2 separate regions of the Homo sapiens genome follow, and region 2 is linked to region 1. Evidence: chromatin loops called from intact Hi-C (ENCODE). Cell type or tissue: PC-3. All regions are shown on one strand. Links, peaks and the distances in the headings refer to the core of each region. The heading gives the core; the rest is flanking DNA.

Region 1 (10,410 bases), core at 1,111-9,110:
ATTAAAAATAAGTTTTTTAAAAAAACTATGTTTTTAAGACCTATATCTTTTGTTTCACTCTTACCTTATTTAACATACATCCTAATACTACCAATATCAGTATATGTCCTTATCTTATTAAATTTGAGGGCATGTGTCATGTGTCATGTGTCCCTAAAACATGCACAACAAATATTTGGTGAGTGAACACTAGAAGCTGTTTCAGCAGATAAAACTCCAAACTTGGCCAGGCGCAGTGGTTCACGCCTGTAACCCCAGCACTTTGGGATCCAGGCGGGTGGATCACCTGAGGTCAGGAGTTTGAGACCAGTCTGGCCAACATGGCAAAACCCCGTCTCTGCTAAAAGTACAAAAATTAGCCAGGTATGGTGGCGCACCCTGTAGTTCCAACTACTCAGGAGGCTGAGACAAGAGAATCACTTGAACCCGGGAGGCAGAGGTTGCAGTGAGCCAAGATCGCGCCACTGCACTCCACTCTGGGCGACAGAGTCACAGACACTCAGTCACAAAAAAAAAAAAAAAAAAAAAAAAAGAGAAGAAGAAGAAAGAAAAAACACCAGATTTAGAGTCAAAAGAACTGGGTTCTAGTCCTGTTGTACTATTAGCTATTAGCTGTATAACTTTAGATAAAATAAATCACTATTTACTACATTTTCTTATTTCTACATTATACAATTGACTGATTTATGTCCCTTTAGGATCTAAAACTCTACAACTCTGACTACTGATATGCTAGTCACTGCTCACAATACAATAATCAAGAAGTGGAGAAAGGGAGACATTTGTTGGTTACGCTCTACTATCGCACAGTCCTCTCTTTTTCCCGCCCTGTATCTCCTTCTATTCTCCCTATACCTCAGCCTTACCTATGACAACCATCCCCAAGATTTCATGTCACTGGGGGAGAACAGTGCAGTCTGTTATGCAGGTGCAGAAAGACAGCCATAAGGGATCTGAGTCCAACTGTTCTGTTCCTCCTGCACAACATGGTACAAAGGAGAGCTTATTCCAAGAAAAAGGGTATCTCTGACTTATGGAATGTCTGACGATTCTATACTAGATTTAAAAAAGGAAAAAAGAACAGGTTTGGAAATATTCTGGGGAAAAGAAAGTCATCTGCACCTTAAGATCTCAAATAACAAACAGGTATACCATGTCAGGCCCAACAGTGACAAATGAAGTTCACTGTAAGTAATTAGAGAGAAACCAAGCTGGCTAATACGTATTGCATGGAAAGCTTCTAGCACTGACTAAGAACAAGGATTTATGGGGTTCACAGAGAAAGGGTAGAAATCATTAAATTCTATCAACTTTGTCCCCTGAAAAGAATTAAAAAAAAAAAAGGTAAATTGTAACACATTAAGAATAAAAAGAAACCGCAAATCAAAGTGGTACTGCTACCTAAAATTATACTTCCAGGAAATAAGAGTTAGATACAATTAACCCCATTTTACCAGAGAAGAAACTGAGGCTTAGAGAAGTTAAAGACTTGTCCAAGGGTACACGGTCATTAGTGACAAAGTCCAATTCAAACCTAAGATTCCTGACTTTCTAAAAGCAGTGATGGAACAACTACAGGATGTCTATCTCTCCTAGTCCAAAGAAAGAAAATGCATATACTAGTTCGTCTTCATGACCACAAATGTCAACAAATTTGAAGACATCTACCTTTCTTCTCCCAGTAACTGGCTCTCATGCATTCTAGAAGCCCTGCATGGGAGCTGCAGGTCTGCGCTATTAGATGTAATCCATTAGATGTAAACAGCTGGATCAGGGCACACTGGCAAGAATGAGTTCTAGAGTCAGAAAGATCTAAGCATAAATCCCAGGCCTGGTACTTACTAAACTGAGAAATCATCGACATAATCTACCTCAAAGTCTCTGAGAAAGAGTTTCCTAATATGAGAACCTCTTTCATGAGTTGTTCTATGGGCTAAATGAGTTTATTCATACAAATATTTATTGAGTTTGGGAAGCAAAAGGCTAAACCACAGTCCATTCGTTCTTTGTGTGGTACAGGGGTGGGAGGTAGGGAAGAGGATGCCCTGCGCTCCCTCCACCCCAATAAAAGTGATATGGTCAAATCTCCTAGAAAACATATTAATGACAGATCTCCAGGGAAACAAACATGGTATTTGCTAGGTGAGAGTCCTCACCTATGAGAGGCTTTTAATAGGATGCACCATGGTTGTTCACAATTTATGGATTTGAAAGTATGTTTCTCTGGTGGGCTTTGTAACCGAGTATACAAATAGTCCATCTATGCAAGTGTCCATCTAAGCCACACACTATTTAGAGTCTCCTATGTTAACCTGGGCCAGAGCATGCCCTAATTTGGCAAGAAAATAACCAGGGAGCTATAGTGGAGATCCCACACCTCTTCTTGTTTCACTTCTACCTCAGGATTGTTTTTATCCTTGAAATCAGAGGTAAAATTTGACGTTGGGTGTGGTAGGCAGCTTATAAAACAACTCCCAATAATCTGCACCTCCTGGTATTGACACCCTTGTGTAGTCCCCCTACAAGGAACAGAACTGACATGCAACCCCAGGATGTTACAGGAAAGATGGACTGTGACTTCCAAGTCTAGGTCATGAAAGACATTACTGCTTCATCTTTCTCTCCCTCAGCTGTCATTTGCCCTCTCTGATGAGGTCAGTTACCATGTTGTGGCTATCCTGTGAAGAAGACCAGATGAAAAGGAACTGAGAGATGCCTCTGACCAACAGCAGAGGAGGAAATGAATCTGGAAACAACCATGTGAATAAATCTGAGAATGAATGCAACCCTAGCTGAACCTTAAAGTACCATCTGACACCTTCATTACAGCCTTGTGATAGACTGAGAGCCAGAGGACCCAGATGAACCACACTGGGTACCTGACCCACAGAAGCTACAAGATAAATGGTTGCTGCGATAATAAATGGTTATTGCTTTAAACCACCAAGCCATGGGTCAATTTGTTATACAACAATAAATAATTAACATATTAGGTAAGATCTGATTCATGAGTCTGAATCACTATCTCAAATGTAGTCTACTACATGTCAGGTCCTGTTCTAAGCACTTAGGGTACATCAATATACTAGACAAACATTGCTGCCTTTATGGAACTTACAATCAAGGTGAAAGCAATGTAAAAATATACTAAGTAAATACTCCAGTATATTTGAAGGTGATAAAGGACTTTGGAGAAAGGAATGTCAAGCAGGGTTAAAAGGAGTGGTTGGGGAGGGTGAGGAAGACAGCCATGTGGATACTTGAGGAAAATGCATTCCAGCAGAAAAGAGACAGCACCAGTATAAAGGCCCTACGGGCAAAAGCACGCCTGGCACATAAAAGAAACAGCAAGACCAGTACGGAGCATAGAGAACAAGGGGAGAATACTAGCAAACTGGGGGGAAACGGATGAATAGTTTAGGCCCAGGGGGTCATTGGCTTTCACTCTGAGTGAAATGGTATGCCATCAGAGGAGTGATATAATCCGACTTATGTTTTAGAAGGAACACTGTGCCTGCTGTATTGACTAGACAGGAGAATAAAGTGGGGGCACCCCTATTCCTAAGGGGTGCCTGGGAAACAGACTCCTAAGAAATACTCCCAAGGGTACCTGGGAAATAGACTCCTAAGAAATATCAGCCCTCCTTATCTACTCCTACAGCCATACTGGCTATACTCTCCCCCAGCTCCTCATTGCTTCAAGATGCAAAATAAATTTGCTGTGACCTTTTATGCAACCTTTAAATCATAGATACCAACAAAAGCAGGTCACGTAAAGAAGCATCAGCCACTATCTACGAGGAGCAGACTGCAGACCTTCACAAATGTAAGCTAAAGGAATTAAAGAAATCATTTTCACTAACAAAGATTGCTCCTATCTTATATCTAAGGTACACATGGTAAGCCTTGGAAAGTTAATGCTCATGAAAACTGTCTTTTTACTTTTATTATTTCAATTCACAAACCAATTAAAGACACTATTAAAAAATTCTCATTAGCTATTCCATAAAGTACCAGTATTCTCCCACAACCAGCCATGAACTCTTCAGAAGTTATTACAGATTTTAACTAGTGGCCATCTTCCTCTTTTCTAAGATCTAAGCTGCTGCCAGTGAGTGTGCAATGCTAAGGTTTGGCCTCTGCTGTCCCCTAGTGGAATCACATTCTGCTCCTTATGTTACAGAATTTCTGAGCGCCACAAAATGTAGCCAGGCACATAAGGCTAAATTAGAATATTGCTGAAATTATTTTATCTTCTACTATTCTGGGGGAAAAAAATAGTTATATATAAATGCCCATCTTCTACCCACAACCCTCCCCTACCCTCCCCAAATAAAAACATTTTTTAAAGTTGAGAATATCTGATGTCTATTTTCCATTCCCAAATATTTTCTACTTTCAACTGGACATTTTTATAAAAACTGGAAGAGCTTGGTTTTGTACCAAAAGAACTATAAGCCCTAAAGAGAATTGCTTTTTAAAGTGACAGAATGTATCACAGGATAGAGCATTATAAAACTATATTCATATACCTGGCCTCACTTATCTCTAAAGGAGATCATTTTGTTAAAAGGGGTGTGCTGGTTAAGGAAAATACAGGGAAATTTCTCAACTGCTATAGATCAAAAGGAATTTAGAAAGGTAAAATTAATTAATACAGAATTAGGTACTTCAAGACAAAAGTACCCAAATCACTTTTTTAGCTAAAATATGGAAAGAAAAAAAGATTCCCCAAATCTTAGCTATTTTGCTAATGAATTTGTTTTCCTATATCGATATATTATAGTTCAATTGCAAAAGCAAACACTATCTGGCAACTTGGTCTTAATTACAGCCAAATACACAGGATTTTAATTAGATTCTAATTTTAATTTAGCCTTTATTCAATTCAATTATTCAGTCTCATGGCCCACAAAACTTTCTAATTATCTTTAAGCCCATTATTGGCAAGTTTTAAACTGCCAGAAAAAAAAAAAAAAAAAAGCATTATATATGCTAAACCTTTCCACATACTATACATCTAAAATAGTCAAGTAAAAATACTTTTAATTGGTTACAAAAGGTCAAACAGGCTTGTGCTTTAAAAGTTAACGACCATACTAAAAATTACATTAAAACATTTTTTTCAGATTAGTATTCTCTCTCTTCAGACACAATAATGTGATGTTGTTCTAACTCCTCTTCATCTCCTCAGTCATTAAGACCCAATTTAATGTTCACCACGGCATGTTCAACTACATAAAATTTTCAACAACTTCTCTAGGAACCAAGAACCTTGAAATATTCCCCCCTCTAGAATCTTTTCCTGATTTATATTGACATGTCCAATAATCTTCATATAGGGAGAATTTTACTGCTAAATGTATTCTATTTATGAATCAGTCTGCCCTGTCCCCATCAATACCACTGGCACATCTAAAAAGAATGTAATACATATGAAAATAATCACATTAAAGAATACACTATATTAAAGATATCGAAAAGGAAAAGAAAAAATAAAAATAAAAAGCGCCTACACCCCTGGCCCAATGCACTTGTGAGATACCATATCCAACCCTGCCTATCCAGAGGCCCACAGGAGCACAGAATGCAGATATGTGCACAGGTACATGTAAAAATTTACACAACTACACATTTACTGAGGAGAATAACAGTGGAGAAGGTCATTCCACCAACCACCACTGATGACTTTCCAAAATACTCACTATGAATGACAATCAAAACAGGTACTCGCCGGGCACTGTGGCTCACACCTGTAATCCCAACACTTTGGGAGGCTGAGGCGGGCGGATCACTTGAGGTCAGGAGTTCAAAACCAACCTGGCCAACATGGTGAAACGCCATCTCTACTAAAAATACAAAAATTAGGCAGGTGTGGTGGCACGCGCCTATAGTCCCAGCTACTTGGGAGGCTGAGGCAGGAGAATCACTTGAACCCGGGAGGCGGAGGTTGCAGTGAGCTGAGATTGTGCCACTGCACTCCAGCCTGGGTGACAGAGCGACACTCTGTCTCAAAAAAAACAAAACAGAACAAAACAAAAACCATGTACTCAATACATTAAAGACCAATGAGGCACCATCTACCCCCTCATAAAAATGGAGAACAGGCAACTATTCTACCCATGTCCCATTTTAGTTAGTTCCAAGAAGAAAGAAAGTTCTAAAAACAAGTTTGTCTAAATGTACAGTATCATATACAAAACCTAATCCTAACTGCATTGCTTGTTTAAAACTACATCATTAATTGCAATTAAAAGACTTATTTTTGAACCCACTAATTCATAAATCCTATTTTTAAATAGTCTTTCATTATTATACTGTTCTCTCCCTTCTTTCATGCTGGTCAAAAGAAGCACATTTAATTTGAGTGCATTTTTATTATAAACCACGTTTAAAGATGGCCCACAGGATAAACATGAATCAATCAAAAAAAACAAAAAAAAAAAACACTTAAACACTCATACATTCAAACATCTTATGAAAATTAAATAGAATTTTAAGAAGATCTATTTCTTGCTAGGCTATAAAAAGACATAAAAACCTTCACTTCAGCTGAAACAAAAAGTGACCACATAAAAACAAAAACAAAAAAATTTTCTTCAAAGCTACCCAAAAAATATAAATGTATAGAAATCTAAAAGAACTAAACGCCAAGGGGACTTCCTAGGTAAGCAAGGGATAGCGTACACTTTCATACTTGGGGCCACTTGCTGAAGTGGACACAGGGCAGGTGGTAAAGCAAGCCTGCCAAACAGGACAGTCTGTGCTCGGGCCTAAAGATCCTCACATCCCTGGGAAAGTTTTGAGAAGAGTTTGTGGCATGAAATTGGAAGCAACCATTGGTCCAGTTAGACCAATCCTGGAATCCATATGATAAATACCCAATCATCCAGTTTTGATGAGAAAGAAAACAGAGCAAAAATGTAAAACTGAATAAATAGTCCATCTGTGGCTAACCATAATCATAATCTAAAGATCATAATAAATTCCAATTCTTAAACACTACAAACATCAGCAAGACAAATGTACATTGAAACTTTATTCAGCTCTCTATTTTCTTAAGATCCATTTCTGGATGTGGAATTACTAAGACAAAAACAAGAACTGTAAGGTTGTTAATAAGTATTACCATATGCTATCCAGAAAAATGTTAACCATTTACAATTCCACCAAGAATGTATACCTCCCAGCTTTGCTGCTACAGCTTAACAGCAATGACAGATTGTGTAATCCTTTTTGATTCATTCATATACCTTTCTATGCCACTTAATTCCAAATGACTGACTTTACTATGGTTTTTTTTTATTTGTTTTGTTTTGTTGTTTTTGAGACAGAGCATCACTCTGTCGCCCAGGCTGGAATGCAGTGGTGCGATCTCGGCTCACTGCAACCTCCGCCTCCCGGGTTCACGTGATTCTCCTGCCTCAGCCTCCCAAGGAGCTGAGACTACAGGCGCACACCACCACTCCTGGCTGATTTTTTTGTATTTGTAGTAGAGACAGGGTTTCACCATGTTGCTCAGGCTGGTCTTGAACTCCTGACCTCGTGATCCGCCCACCTCGGCCTCCCAAAGGGCTGGGATTACAGGCATGAGCCACCATGCCCAGCCTACTACATTCTTTTCTAGACAGTTCCTCATACCTCTTGAGCAAACATAGGATACTTTTGGGAGGAAGTGGGGAGTATAGGAAGAAGGAGAGATAGGGAGTGGTCTTCAGCAATGTCTCTGTTTCCTGAACTAGGAAGAAAGGAAAAAGAGATATCTATGATTCCAAATCACTTAGCCTCTTATTAGCCTATACTTTAGAAGGTAAGAGCACAAGATCTAGACTAGATAAGCCAGACTGCCTGGGTTCAAATCCTGGCTCTGTGGATCTTTGAACAAATTGTTTAACTGCTCAAAGATTCAGTTTCCTCACCTGAAAATAGGGATTTAATAATACAGTAAGTAGTCCCCCCTCTATCTGTGGTTTCGCTTTCTGTGGTTTCAGTTACCCCCAGTCAACCAAGGCCCAAAAAATATTAAATATATTAAATGGAAAATTCCAGAAATAAACAATTCATAAGTTTTAAATTGCTCACCCTTCTGAGTAGCCTGATAAAATGTCACACCATCCCACTGTGTCCTGCCCACAATGTGAATCATCCCTTTGTCCAGCATATGCACGCTTAAGACCCCACCCACTTGTTACTTAGCTGTCTCAGTTACTAGACTGAAAAAACATAGCATATATTGGGTTTGGTACTGAGATTTCAGGCATCCACTGGGACCTTGGAACATAACCCCTGAGGATAAGTGAGGACTACTGCAGTCCTAGACCTAACTGACAGGTCATTAGGATTCAATGAGATGACTTTCAATGAGCAGTTTTGCTGAAAAGTAAAGTACAAGAAAGTTTAAACAAACTAAAATAAGATTTTTATGGATTTTTTGCAGCACTAATCAAGTCTTAGCCATAATGATTTACAGTAGCTGTCAACTCACACCACAAAATGCCAAACCAGCACTCACTTACCTGATTCCTTTCTTCGTTTATCTGCAGTTGGAAAAGCATGCTTTGTTATTTAGATAGTAGCAAAAGAAAAGAAATTAGTCAGTACACCTACCTGGCAGTTCTACCTGCTCTGTGAATATATGTGTTGGCATCCTCAGGACAATCAAACTGAAGAACCCAATTCACGGCCGGGAAATCTACAGAGAAGGGATGTGAAGTTAAGAAACTGGTTGCAAGATCTGCCCTGCTGCACTATTTTTATCTTAAAATATTGCTTGCCAGGACTTTTCATCACATCAAACTGATGGATATCATCTATGAACTCTATTAAAAATAAAATTAATTGCATGAACCAAGAGATAGTAAACATTTCTCTTGACAAAATGAACTAAAATTAATGACTGTTTGAATATGAAGATTACTTCGTATCTGACACGGAAGAGACAGATTGCTTTGTGTCGGACAAACAGTGAAATACCCTAATATTTAATAACCCGAAAGCACCACTTCTAATGGGGACATGGACAAAGCTGGAAACCATCATTCTCAGCAAACCAACGGGAACAGAAACCCAAACACTGCATGTTCTCACTCATAAGTGGGAGTTGAAGAGTGGACACAGGGAGAGGAACATCACACACTGGGGCCTGTCTGGAGGTGGGGGACTAGGGGAGGGATAGCATTAGGAGAAATACCTAATGTAGATGACGGGTTGATGGATGCAGCAAACCACCATGGCACATGTATACCTATGTAACAAACCTGCACAATCTGTACATGTACCCCAGAACTTAAAGCATAATAAAAAATTAAGTAAAATAAAAACTAGTCAGGCATGGCGCATGCCTGTAGTCCCAGCTGCTGGGGAAGCTGAGGTGGGAGTATCACTTGAGCCTGGTAGATCGAGGCTGTAGTGAGCTATGATCATGCTACTGTACTCCAGCCTATACTAATAAATATGGCATCTGAGATATGCTTTAGAGTACTCCAAGAGGGACAGGGGGAGGATTATGAAAAAGATAATTGTTAAAGCTGGGTATATGAGGGTAGATTAAACATATTCAGCTTTTGTTTATGCTTCAAATTTGCTGTAATTAACAATACAATAAAATTAAGTGACTGAAGGATTCAAATTATCACCTATTTATTCTCACCCTTTGTTCCTAAGTCTAGTTTTCCTCTCTAGTTACGTCCATCCCCGTCCCATTCCCACAAAGCCAGGAGTTGTATAATCAACAAAGCAGGTTTTGAAAATAAATTTAACTACGCTAAATGTAGTTATTTATCAGATAAAAATTAGAATGATGAAAACATGGACTTCACTGATTTTTCTTGTTAAATGAGTTCAGTATCTATAAACAAGTTTCCAATTTTCAAAGAAATGGGAATTGTTTTCATATCTTTAAACTTTTAACCCCCTTTGATTTTGTAGGTTCCTCAGGATTCTATGGTGTGATTATCATGAAATAGTAAAAAAGATGCAAATACTGTGGAAATTTTCACTGATACATCCTTAATGTTAGTCAACTGCTACCAATTTACTACTTACTTTTCTCTTACAAAATAAGAAAAGAAACCCAAGTGTTTGAGTCTATCAGATTTCCCAAAATATACTTTATAAGCAAATTACATTTCACACAATCACAGAAATTTCATGATAGGAAGTTTTCTTACCCAGACCCCTGGCTGCAATATCAGTAGCAAAGAGTACTGCAGCTCTCTTACGGACAAACTCATTATAGACTTCCATTCTTCTCATTTGCTGCTGTCGACCATGGAGTGCAAGGATAGAAACACCAGGACGTAGCCGGCAAAACACTCGGTACAGATACTGGACCTGGGGCATCAACAGAAGAATAAGTTTGCTTATGGCAGATGGCAGCAATAAAGCTTTTCTCTTATCAACGTATCCCAC
Region 2 (10,410 bases), core at 831-8,830, 260 kb before region 1:
GCTGAAAGTAAAATTGCCATATAATGGAGACACATAATTCACAGCTTTTGATGTAAACTGCCAGCTTGTCCTCGAGAAACAGTAAACCAATTTAAGGCAGGTTGGTTTTCTAAAGACTGCTATACTATGTACTGTGTATTTGGGAAAACAGAAAACAAACAAACGAGAAGTCCCTCAAGCCTCATATGCCCCTCCCTGCACTTGTAACCATACCATCTTCTTGGGCAGGCGCTGAGCCTCTTGCCTCCCAGGTGTCCAGGCAGCAATTCCACGAATGCAGCTCACTGTCCCTCATATGGAATAAAGATCTGAGGCTGGGCGTGGTGGCTCACGCCTGTAATCCCAGCACTTTGGGAGGCCAAGGTGGGTGGATCACGAGGTCAGGAGTTCGACGTCAGCCTGGCCAACGTGGTGAAACCCCCGTCTCTACTAAAAATACAAAAATTAGCTGGGCATGGTGGCGGGCACCTGTAGTTCCAGCTACTCGGGAGGCTGAGGCAAGAGAATCGTTTGAACCAAGGAGGCGGAGGTTGCAGTGGACTGAGATCACACCATTGCACTCCAGCCTGGGTGACAGGGTGAGACTCTGTCTCAAAAAAAAAAATATTTGTAAGGCAAGAAAAAAACCCATAATTTCCGCTATTTTTATTAAGGGCAGCTCCTTGAGACTCTCTGAACAGGGCTAATTTCCATTTTCTGAGAACTCAATAACCCTCTCTCTCCACAGAAAAAAAATAAATCAAAACAAAATATAAATTCCTTAGGGGACTCCTCTCTGATCTCTGCAAAGATTTAATGGCAGAGTGGAAGCAAAGTCTTAAGGTACTTCAACAGCTTAACCACATAGCATACCTATGCATTTGCCGCACATCAGGCAGGGCTGCAATTGTGTCTGTCCAAGTAAACACAGGGGCGCCCCTTGATAATATCCCTTGTTGGCTTTTCTTTTTTCCAAAGTCAAAAAGTTGAATCAAAACAACTCTACCAATGCCTCATAAAACTAGTGGGTTTCTTCATTCAGGATACCTTCGTGAAGATTTTCTGCACTTGCTTTTTCTTTGAACGATCTAAGCTGCGAGCATTCTGAAGCCCAGAGATCACGGTTTCGAATGTTAAGTTTATTCTTGACATCTTCTCCTCTTTCTTTTCCTAGTCCTCTTTTTAATGATGGACCCACAGATTCCTAATATTTCCTCCAAGTTCCTTAGCCTCCCCAGAAGCCATGCTTAAGATCTTATGATGGCTGTTATTTGGGAGGTGGCCAGAGGAAGGGCCACAGGACACTGACAGCGTGGTATATATGCTCACCTGGCTGGCTTCATTTCCTTGCCTGTACATAGAAGGCATCCAGGCCTCCTTCTGCCCTGTGTGCCCACGGGTATATCACAAAGACAGGCATTGCAGTGAGAGAGCCATTTCCAGCCGATCTTCACAGTTGCTTCAATAATGTCGACAGGTGTTTACTTTATTCAGCTGGGGGCACAGTTAAGACTCGATCATCATGGACCGTCATGGGCCCTGGAGAACATAGATGTTACACTGGGGGCAGCAGTTGTAATATTTTTAGATTAGAAGGGGAAAAAATGAAAGGGAAAATGTGATTCTTATAGTGTGAGGCTTTAGAAGAGATGCAATACTTAGCTGTGGCTTCTGTCTACCTCTAGCCTGTGCGTGCTAGTGCTTCCTCAAATCCCAGCTTAGATGTGGCCTGCTGTGGCAACTCTGGTCTCTCTTCAATGCCACAAACTTCTGGCTCTGACAACCACTCCCAGCTCCACTGCTGCGACTCTGTAGTACCTAATGTAAACTCCCTTGAGTTTCAATGAGCAGGAGACTCTCACCGACCCAGTTTATTTTTTTCTCTGTTGTGTAACAAGTCAGAGTTTGTGGGCTCAAGGCTGGGCCTCACCGTGGTCTGGTCAGCTGGGGCCAGGAAGTATAAGGGAGAAGAGGTTCCTATTAGGCCAACCCTTCCATGTGGCAGGGAGGTGGGAGGGGTCTTCTTACTTAGAAGATACTTGTGGTGCCAGAAAGGCCTCCATCTATGAATTAATATTCTAGCAGGGAGGAGAGGAAGAGAAATTTGAATAACCCAGACAGCCCATGCTGAAGCCGGATCCACCCCACATGAGTTCTCTTTGTCAGGTGTAGGAGGCACACGAAAGAAGAGGGGTAGAAGGAGACGGGTATTAAAAAGACAAGAGCCTTCTCCAAGTGAGATATTCCACCCTGAGTCTCAGAAACCTTAACAGAGCCTGGACTGTCCTCACACTGAAGTGCCTGCTCATCTGAAAAGCCAGGAAGCAAGCACAGGCTCCCCACGGGGAATCTCCAGACACAAAGGGATCCCTCCTCTCACCCGTCTCTGCATTGTCTTCCAGAACATCCGGAGGTGTGTGCCTGGGAGGAGGGCAGAACTGAACATGACTCGCCCGAAGAGCTGGGTGGCAAGGCTTCTGTGCAGGCAGCAGTTTTCATTCCCATGGAGTTCTCACTCTTGAGGAGGCAACTGGGAACCTCCTCCTCCTCATCCTCATCCCTTTGGTGCCTTCTTTGCAGAGAAGCAGCTTACAGCTCCCTCTGAATGGTGGGGACTGAGCTGATTTGCCCTTGCACTTATGGGAGCTCTGGGACAACGAGCTGGCTCCAAAGCTTAAAAAATCATCAGAAACTGAGGCTCAAAATCCTTCCTGAGGAGCCAGACTGTCTGCTAGATGCCTCAGCACACTGGGAGTGACGCTGGGCTGCAGGCAGTTCTGAGGTTTAAGGCACAGATCGCTGTCTGGTCCTTGTGGACTCTTCCAGGCCATCCTTTTTTTTCACCAAACAGTACATGCTGGGCATGGTCTATGGCATCATCAAGGAGAGCACACCCTCTCCCCATGGCTGGGAACTCTGCATTTCCACCATTACGCCTCCCAAGGTGAACCAAGGCCTGCAAATGTAGCTCTCAGAGTCCCACAGCTCCATGCCCTGTGCAGAGACCTTCCGTCCCCACTGTGGTCAGCCATTGGCTGCTCCACCAACCACAGCGACCTTCAGCTGAGGCTGTGCAAGGAAGAGGCTGTGGTGAAGAGGTCAAGCTGTGGACTTAGGCCAGGTTCAAATCCTGGCTCTGTGTCATGGGGAAGTCACTTCCCTCTCAGCCTGTTTCCTTACCTGTAGAATTGGGTAAAATACCATCCCTTCAGAATCAAAGGATTAAATTCTAGCTAGATTAAAGGAGATAATGGGTGCAAATGGCTTCACACAGATAGTGCTTGGTGTAATTAGGCAGAATCAGTAGCTCTCATTTATCATTCATTTATTCACACACACACATTATCATAGGCACTTTCTATGTGGCAGGCACTGGGCTAGGTGCTAGCATGTGAAGAAATCAGACAAATAAACAATTACTTTTACTGCAGCACATAGAAGCACTGAGTATTGTGCAAATATATGGAAAAGACTTCTAACTCAGGTTGGGGGAGGAAATCAAGGAAGGCTTCCAAGAGGAGGTGGCAGCAGTGAGCCAGGAAAAGAGGGGTGGTGGGAGACAAGGGTGTACTTGGCAGAGGCAGCAGCATGTTCCAAAGCCCAGGGGGTTATGAAAGAGTCTCCTGTGCTGGGACCCACAAGGCCACAGCCCTGGCTGCTACCTAACACCACGGGAGCCAATTGTTTTCTCTATGAATTTGAAGGCTGGCAATGTATCTGTGCATATGATTTCTGATATAAACACACATATAATGCTATTAGGTTCAAATGCTTCCAAGCCAGTGCCTCACAGAGGAAACACTTGCAAACAGTCAACATCTGTGGCATAAAGGAATCCAGTGCTGGTGATGGGGGCTGTGGTTTTAAATTTAATAACATTTTTATTCACTCGAGGATAGTTTCTATTCAGCCCTGCGGCCCTCAGAGCCAGGCTAATTTGCACACGGCAGAGACACTCAGGTTTGTTTTTACCCAGAGCAGGAGATAATAAATAGATGAGGGTGAAAATTCTAATTGGATAAAGGTAGTTTGACTGTAGGCGAAAATAAAAGTAAAAATCCTCATGAACTAACCAGTTTCATGTGTTACCAAGTGGTGCCTCCAGCCGGGCCACTCCAGCCAGTCATTCAGGATAACAGACAGGCTGATGTTTCAATGACTCATCTTTGCAACAGCAGGGTCAAGACCAGAGGTTAAGAGACATATTTCAATTTAATAAACCATCTGTAGGAAATGCAAGGTTTTCAGTTTAGTGTCTTTGGCTTCCCTATCTAAATACATTTACATTAAGGTCCAGCACATCTCTAATTAAAATCTAAACTGTATTCCAGACTCACATCCAAAGAATGGCATTGAGTTCTGCGAAGACCTAGCCCACTGACTTGTGAGTTCATATTTGAAAGCTCTTCAACTCTTCCCTCCCCAATACACCATTTTCCATTTTTCACCTAGGTGGCAGTAACCTTGCTATGAATATAACTAGGGCTCATTTCTCCTCCCAGCAGATATAACTGTCACTTCATAAAAATAGTCAGAAATCTTCAAATGATTCATCCCATCAGCAGCATAACAATAGCTTAGAAATATACTAGATTTTCAGACATAGCTCTTACATGTCAGAGAACGGGGAGAAAAAAATGCACCGTAAAGCCAATTAAGTCTACTCGTAGAATACTAACTCCAGGCTCCACCGTCCACACCCAGCAGTTCTCAGCCCTGGCTGCACATTAAGATCACCTAGGAAAGATTCAAGTACACTAAAGGGATGGAATAACTAAAAATAATGAGGTCTCCAGAATGATTTAGAACTATCCACCAAGCTCCATTGATACCGTTTGAATAAGGTCTGTGGATTAGTGAATGGTATTGTATCAATGTTAATATCCTGGCTTTGATAGCTGCGCTGTGGTTATGTAAGATGTTAACATTTGGAAAAACCGGGGGAAGGATACACAGGACTGCTTTGTACTATTTCACATCTTTTTTTGGAAGTCTGAAATTATTTCAAATGAAAAGTTAAAAAAAAATTTTTTAAAGAAAGTAACTGGAAAAAAAAAATACCAAGAAAACCTTTAAAACATACCAGTGCCTAGGCCCCACCTCAGACCAGTTAAATGGAATCACTGTGTACAGAGCCTGGGTTTCAGTATTTTTAAAACCTCTCCAGTGATTTTAATGTGTAGCTAGAATTGAAAACACTGTTCTGGTGAGGTTAGGGGTGGGTGAAGTGATTCTGATTCCAGTTTTCCCACTTTTGTCACACCCTGCTCCATGACTTCAGGCAGGTCATTGAAACTCACTAAGCCTCAGTGGCCTTATCTGTTAAATGGGGAGACTAAGCTGTAGCTGAGTATATTGATATTGTGACAGTAGAAGGAAAGTGCAGGTAGAAAAGGCTTTATACAGTTTCAAGAACTGTAGAAACAGCAGGTGTTGGTGAGTCATTTCCTCTAAAGAGAAGCATCAGTACTTAACAGCCCCAGTACCTTTAGAATGCAATGACATACGCCGGGCATGGCGGCTCATGCCTGTAATCCCAGCACTTTGGGAGGCCAAGGCGGGTGGATCACGAGGTCAAGAGATCGAGACCATCCTGGCCAACATGGTGAAACCCCGTCTCTACTAAAACTACAAAAATTAGCTGGGTGTGGTGGCACACACCTGCAGTCCCAGCTACTCGGGAGGATGAGGCAGGAGAATCGCTTGAACCTGGGAGGCGGAGCTTGCAGTGAGCCGAGGTTGCAGTGAGCTGAGATTGCGCCACTGCACTTCAGCCTGGTGACAGAGTGAGACTCTGTCTAAAAAAAAAAAAAAAAGAATGCAATGACATGCCAGTAAATTAATAGGGGTAGCCTAGTGGTCAAAAAGTGGACACTTCCCTTATAACCAGGGCTTCCTTTCCTTTGATCACCTCAACCCAACCTTGCCTTGCATCTCTTCTTTTTTTTTTTTTGAGACGGAGTTTCACTCTTGTTGCCCAGGCTGAAGTGCAATGGTGCAATCTCAGCTCACCACAACTTCCACCTCCTGGGTTCAAGCGATTCTCCTGCCTCAGCCTCCCAAGTAGCTGGGATTACAGGCATGCACCACCATGCCCAGCTAATTTTTGTATTTTTAGTTGAGACAGGGTTTCTCTATGTTGGTCAGGCTGGTCTCGAACTCCCGACCTCAGTGATCTGCTCGCCACGGCCTCCAAAAGTGCTGGAATTACAGGCGTGAGCCACCATGCCTGGGCCCTTGCCTTACATCTCTACAGTGACAAGGATGTCTGTCCTTGGACCACACACCATCAGATTTCGCTACCTAGGTTTTTCCTTTTCTATGCTGGCTTATGACCTAAAGGATAGGTGATGATCTCTATTTATTAAAAAGAACTATCTTCTATTTGTTCTTGTAACCACTCCATCTATAATAATGGTTCTTAAACTGTAGCATGCACTAGAATCTCCTGAAGGATTATGAAAATATATGTTGCACAGAAATGTTCATAGCAGCAATATTCCTACTATGGTTTGAATGCCCCTCCAAAATTTATGTTGAAACTTAATCCCCAAGGTGGGAGTATTGAGAAGTGGGGCATTTGAGCGGTGATTGAATCATAAAGGCCCTGCCCTTATGAATGTGTTAATCCATTCATGGATTAATGGGTTGATGAAATAACAGATTATCCAGGAAGGGACACTGGTGGCTTTACCAAAGGAAGGAAGACCTGAGATAGCAGTTAGCATGCTCAGCCCCCTTGCCATGTGATACCCTGCACTGTCTCAGGACTCTTCAAAGTATCCCCAAGCACAAGAAGGCTCTCACCAGATGCACCCCCCAACCCCAACCTTAGACTTCTCTGCCTCCATAACTGTAAGAAATAAATAAATTCCTTTTCTTTATAAATTACCCAGTTTCGGGTATTCTGATAAAAGCAACAGAAAATGGACTAAGACAATTCCTAACAGCCAAAAGGTAGAAAAAACCCAAGTGTCCACCAACTCATGAATATGTAAGCAAAGTGTGGTATATCCACATTATGGAATATGATTTGGCCATAAAAAGGAATGAAGTGCGAATACCTCCTGTAACATGAATGAGCCTTGAAAACATTATGCTCAGTGAAAGAAGCCAGACACAACAGGTCTATATTGTAGTTTTCTTTTCTTTTCTTTTTTTTTCTATTTCTTCCTGGTTCAATCTTGGGAGGTTGTGTGAAAAGGAAATTTACCAATTTCCTCTAGATTTTCTTATTGATTTATTTTATTTTACTTTAAGTTCTGGGATACGTGTGCACAATGTGCAGGTTTGTTACATAGGTATACATGTGCCATGGGGGGTTGCTGCACCTATCAACCCTTCATCTAGGTTTTAAGCCCCATATGCATTAGCTATTTGTCCTAATGCTATCCCTCTCCTTGCCCCCCAACTCCCAACAGGCCCCGAGGTATGATGTTCCCCTCCCTGTGTCCATGTATTCATTGTTGAATTCCCACTTATGAATGAGAACATGCAGTGTTTGGTTTTCTGTTCCTGTGTTAGTTTGCTTAGAATGATGGTTTCCAGCTTCATCCATATCACTGCAAAGGACATGAACTCAACCTTTTTATGGCTGCATAATATTCCATGGTGTATATGTGTCACAGTTTTTTTATCCAGTCTATCATTGATGGGCATTTGGGTTGGTTCCAAGTCTTTGCTATTGTAAACAGTGCTGCAATAAACATATATGTGCATGTGTCTTTATAGTAGAATGATTTATAATCCTTTGGGTGTATACCCAGTAATGGGATTGCTGGATCAAATGGTATTTCTGGTTCTAGATCCTTGAGGAATCGCCACACTGTCTTCCACAATGGTTGAACTAATTTACACTCCCACCAACAGTGTAAAAGCATTCCTATTTCTCCACAGCCTCACCAGTATCTGTTGTTTCCTAACTTTTTAGTGATCGCCATTCTAATTGGAATGAAATGGTATCTCATTGTGGTTTTGACTTACATTTCTTTAATGACCAGGATGATGAGCTTTTTTTCATGTTTCTTGGCCGCATAAATGTCTTCTTTTGAGAAGTATCTGTTCATATCTTTCACCCTCTTTTTGATGGGGTTGGTTTTTTTTTTTTTTTTGGTCTAAATTTGTTTAAGTTCCTTGTAGATTCTAGATATTAGACTTTTGTCAGATGGATAGATTGCAAAAATTTTCTTCCATTCTGTAGGTTGCCTGTTCACTCTGATGATAGTTTCTTTTGCTGTGCAGGTATTTTTCTATTTATACAAAATGTCCAGAATAGGCAAATCCACAGAGACAGAACATACGTTCGTGACTGCTAGGGCTAGGGAACATGATGGGAGCAGAGGGGATACCTAAAGAGTACAGGGTTTCCTTATGAGGTAATGAAAATGTTTTAAAATGATTGTGTTGATAATTGCATAAATCTGTGAATACACTAAAAACCATTAAACTGTACACTTTAAATGAGTTAATTGTATGGTATGTGAATTACATATCAATAAACCTGCCAAAATGCATTAAAAAGTATATCTACTTCTCAAAAAAAAAAAACCCCACAAATATCTGGGCCTTAACTCCAGAGTTTCTGACTCAGTCTACCTAGGGTAGAACCCAAGAATTCACGTTTCTAACAAGTTTCCAGGTGACACTGATGCTGCTGGTTCTGAGGACCGCACTACAAGAGCCACGGATCTATAGTATTCTTAGTCTGATTGCCTAATAAAATGCAGGAGGGCTCTGTGCACGTCTTCTAGGTCTTTGGAGATCTGCATTCCCCTTTTTGTTTTTATTTTCTTATACTGGGATGGTCACAGCATGAGGAAGTGAAGTCTTCTGATTTATCTCTTGTAAGAGCAGTAGACGCCCAATGCAAGACATACCCCTGAACACAGGCTCCCCGTCGGTAAGTGGTTTTCTCAGGGTGTTGAAAATAATTCCTCGTGGCATTTGATGTGACTGGCTTGGATGCAAAAAGTATCCAAGAGTCTTTTCTAAACCTTCATCTTGACTGTAATTTAGAGTTAACTTATTCTTTAACTGAGGGGGCCTCATTAGGTATCTTGCATCAAAATCTTTAATACTGTTATAATACGCACATCTATTATCCCACAATTTCCCTTCTACAAATGTATTCTGAAGGAAGTAATAGGGATGTGTGCAAAGATTTGATTGTAAGGACATTCATCATAAATGTATTCAATAGCAAAAATTTAGAAACCACTTAAATGTTCAATCATAAGAGATTAAATAAAATATGATGCTTCTGTTGCATGTCATTTTCTGAATAAACCTTTTATTTTAGAACACTTTAGATTCACAGAATCACTGTGAAGCCAGCATAGAGAGTTTCCGTATACCCACACCCAGTTCCCCTATTATTCACATCTTACACTAGTATGGTATATTTGGCACAATTAATGAACCAATACTGATAAATTTTGATTAACTAAACTGCATACTTTATTCAGATTTTCTTACTTTTTACCAAATGTCTTATTTGTCCCCTAAACTCCTCTTGACTTGACCATTTCTCAGATTTTCCTTGTTTTCAATGATCTTGAGAGTTTGGAAAAGTACCAGTCAGGTATTTTGTAGAATGTCTCTCCACTTGGATTTGTCTGATGTTTTTCTCGTGATTGAACTGGGGTTATGTATTCTGGGAGAAAGACCACAGAAGTAAGGAGCCATTCTTTTCTTTTTTTCTTTTTTTTTTTTTTTTTTGAGATGGAGTCTCACTCCGTCGCCAGGCTGGAGTGCAGTGGTGCAATCCAGGCTCGCTGCAAGCTCAGCCTCCCGGGTTCACGCCATTCTCCTGCCACAGCCTCCCTAGTAGCTGGGACTACAGGCATGGGCCACCATGCCTGGCTAATTTTTTGTATTTTTAGTAGAGACGGGGTTTCACTGTGTTAGCCAGGATGGTCTCGATCTCCTCACCTCGTGATCCACCCACCTCGGCCTCCCAAAGTGCTGGGATTACAGGTGTGAGCCACCGTACCCGGCCTAAAGTGCCATTCTTATCACCTCATATCAAAGATACACACTATCAACACCACTTATCACTGTTGATGTTGACTTTGATCACTTGGCAGAGTTACTGTTTTTCAGGTGTTTCCACTGTAAATTTACTCTCTTTTTTGCTCTTTTCATGCTGTACTCTTTGGAGGAAAGTCACTATGCACAGCCCACGCTTTAGGAGTGGGAGTTTATGTTTCATCCCCTTAAGGACAGGACAACTACATGAATTATTGTGAATTCTCCTGCACAAGAGACTTGTCTCTACTCCCACAATTATTTATGTATTCAATCATTTATATCAGCATGGACTCATGAATACTTATTTTGCATGTTGGGTTATAAGTCAATACTACTTTATTTTGTTGCTCAAATTCTTTCATCTTTAGCCACTGGGAGCTTTTTCACTTGGCTCCTGTACTC

What was found. Peaks named below come from ENCODE experiments on the same cell type or tissue, not always from the same donor. Only the 100,000 strongest peaks of a DNase experiment are listed, where the experiment ranks them.
Region 2: a loop joins it to region 1, with 4 times the contacts of the local background. A loop is called at or near these places in 5 of 110 quality-filtered maps.

The regions. Positions count from the first base shown.
Region 1 is chr11:108,691,798-108,702,207 of GRCh38, reverse strand. DDX10 (DEAD-box helicase 10) reads right to left here. Exons shown (of 18, transcript NM_004398.4): 8 at 10,170-10,332; 9 at 8,608-8,692. It overlaps LOC124902750 (a long non-coding RNA gene), which reads left to right. Exons shown (of 3, transcript XR_007062881.1): 3 at 2,631-2,701. Among named protein-coding and RNA genes, the nearest start is that of DDX10, 32 kb to the right of the region's middle. In PC-3, for the core only: a CTCF peak has its summit at 4,152 (motif pointing left); DNase peaks (open chromatin) are centred at 4,137 and 8,137; H3K27ac peaks cover 1,251 bases.
Region 2 is chr11:108,952,677-108,963,086 of GRCh38, reverse strand. No RefSeq gene overlaps it. Among named protein-coding and RNA genes, the nearest start is that of DDX10, 290 kb to the right of the region's middle. In PC-3, for the core only: no CTCF peak of the experiment used is centred there; a DNase peak (open chromatin) is centred at 4,116; H3K27ac peaks cover 354 bases.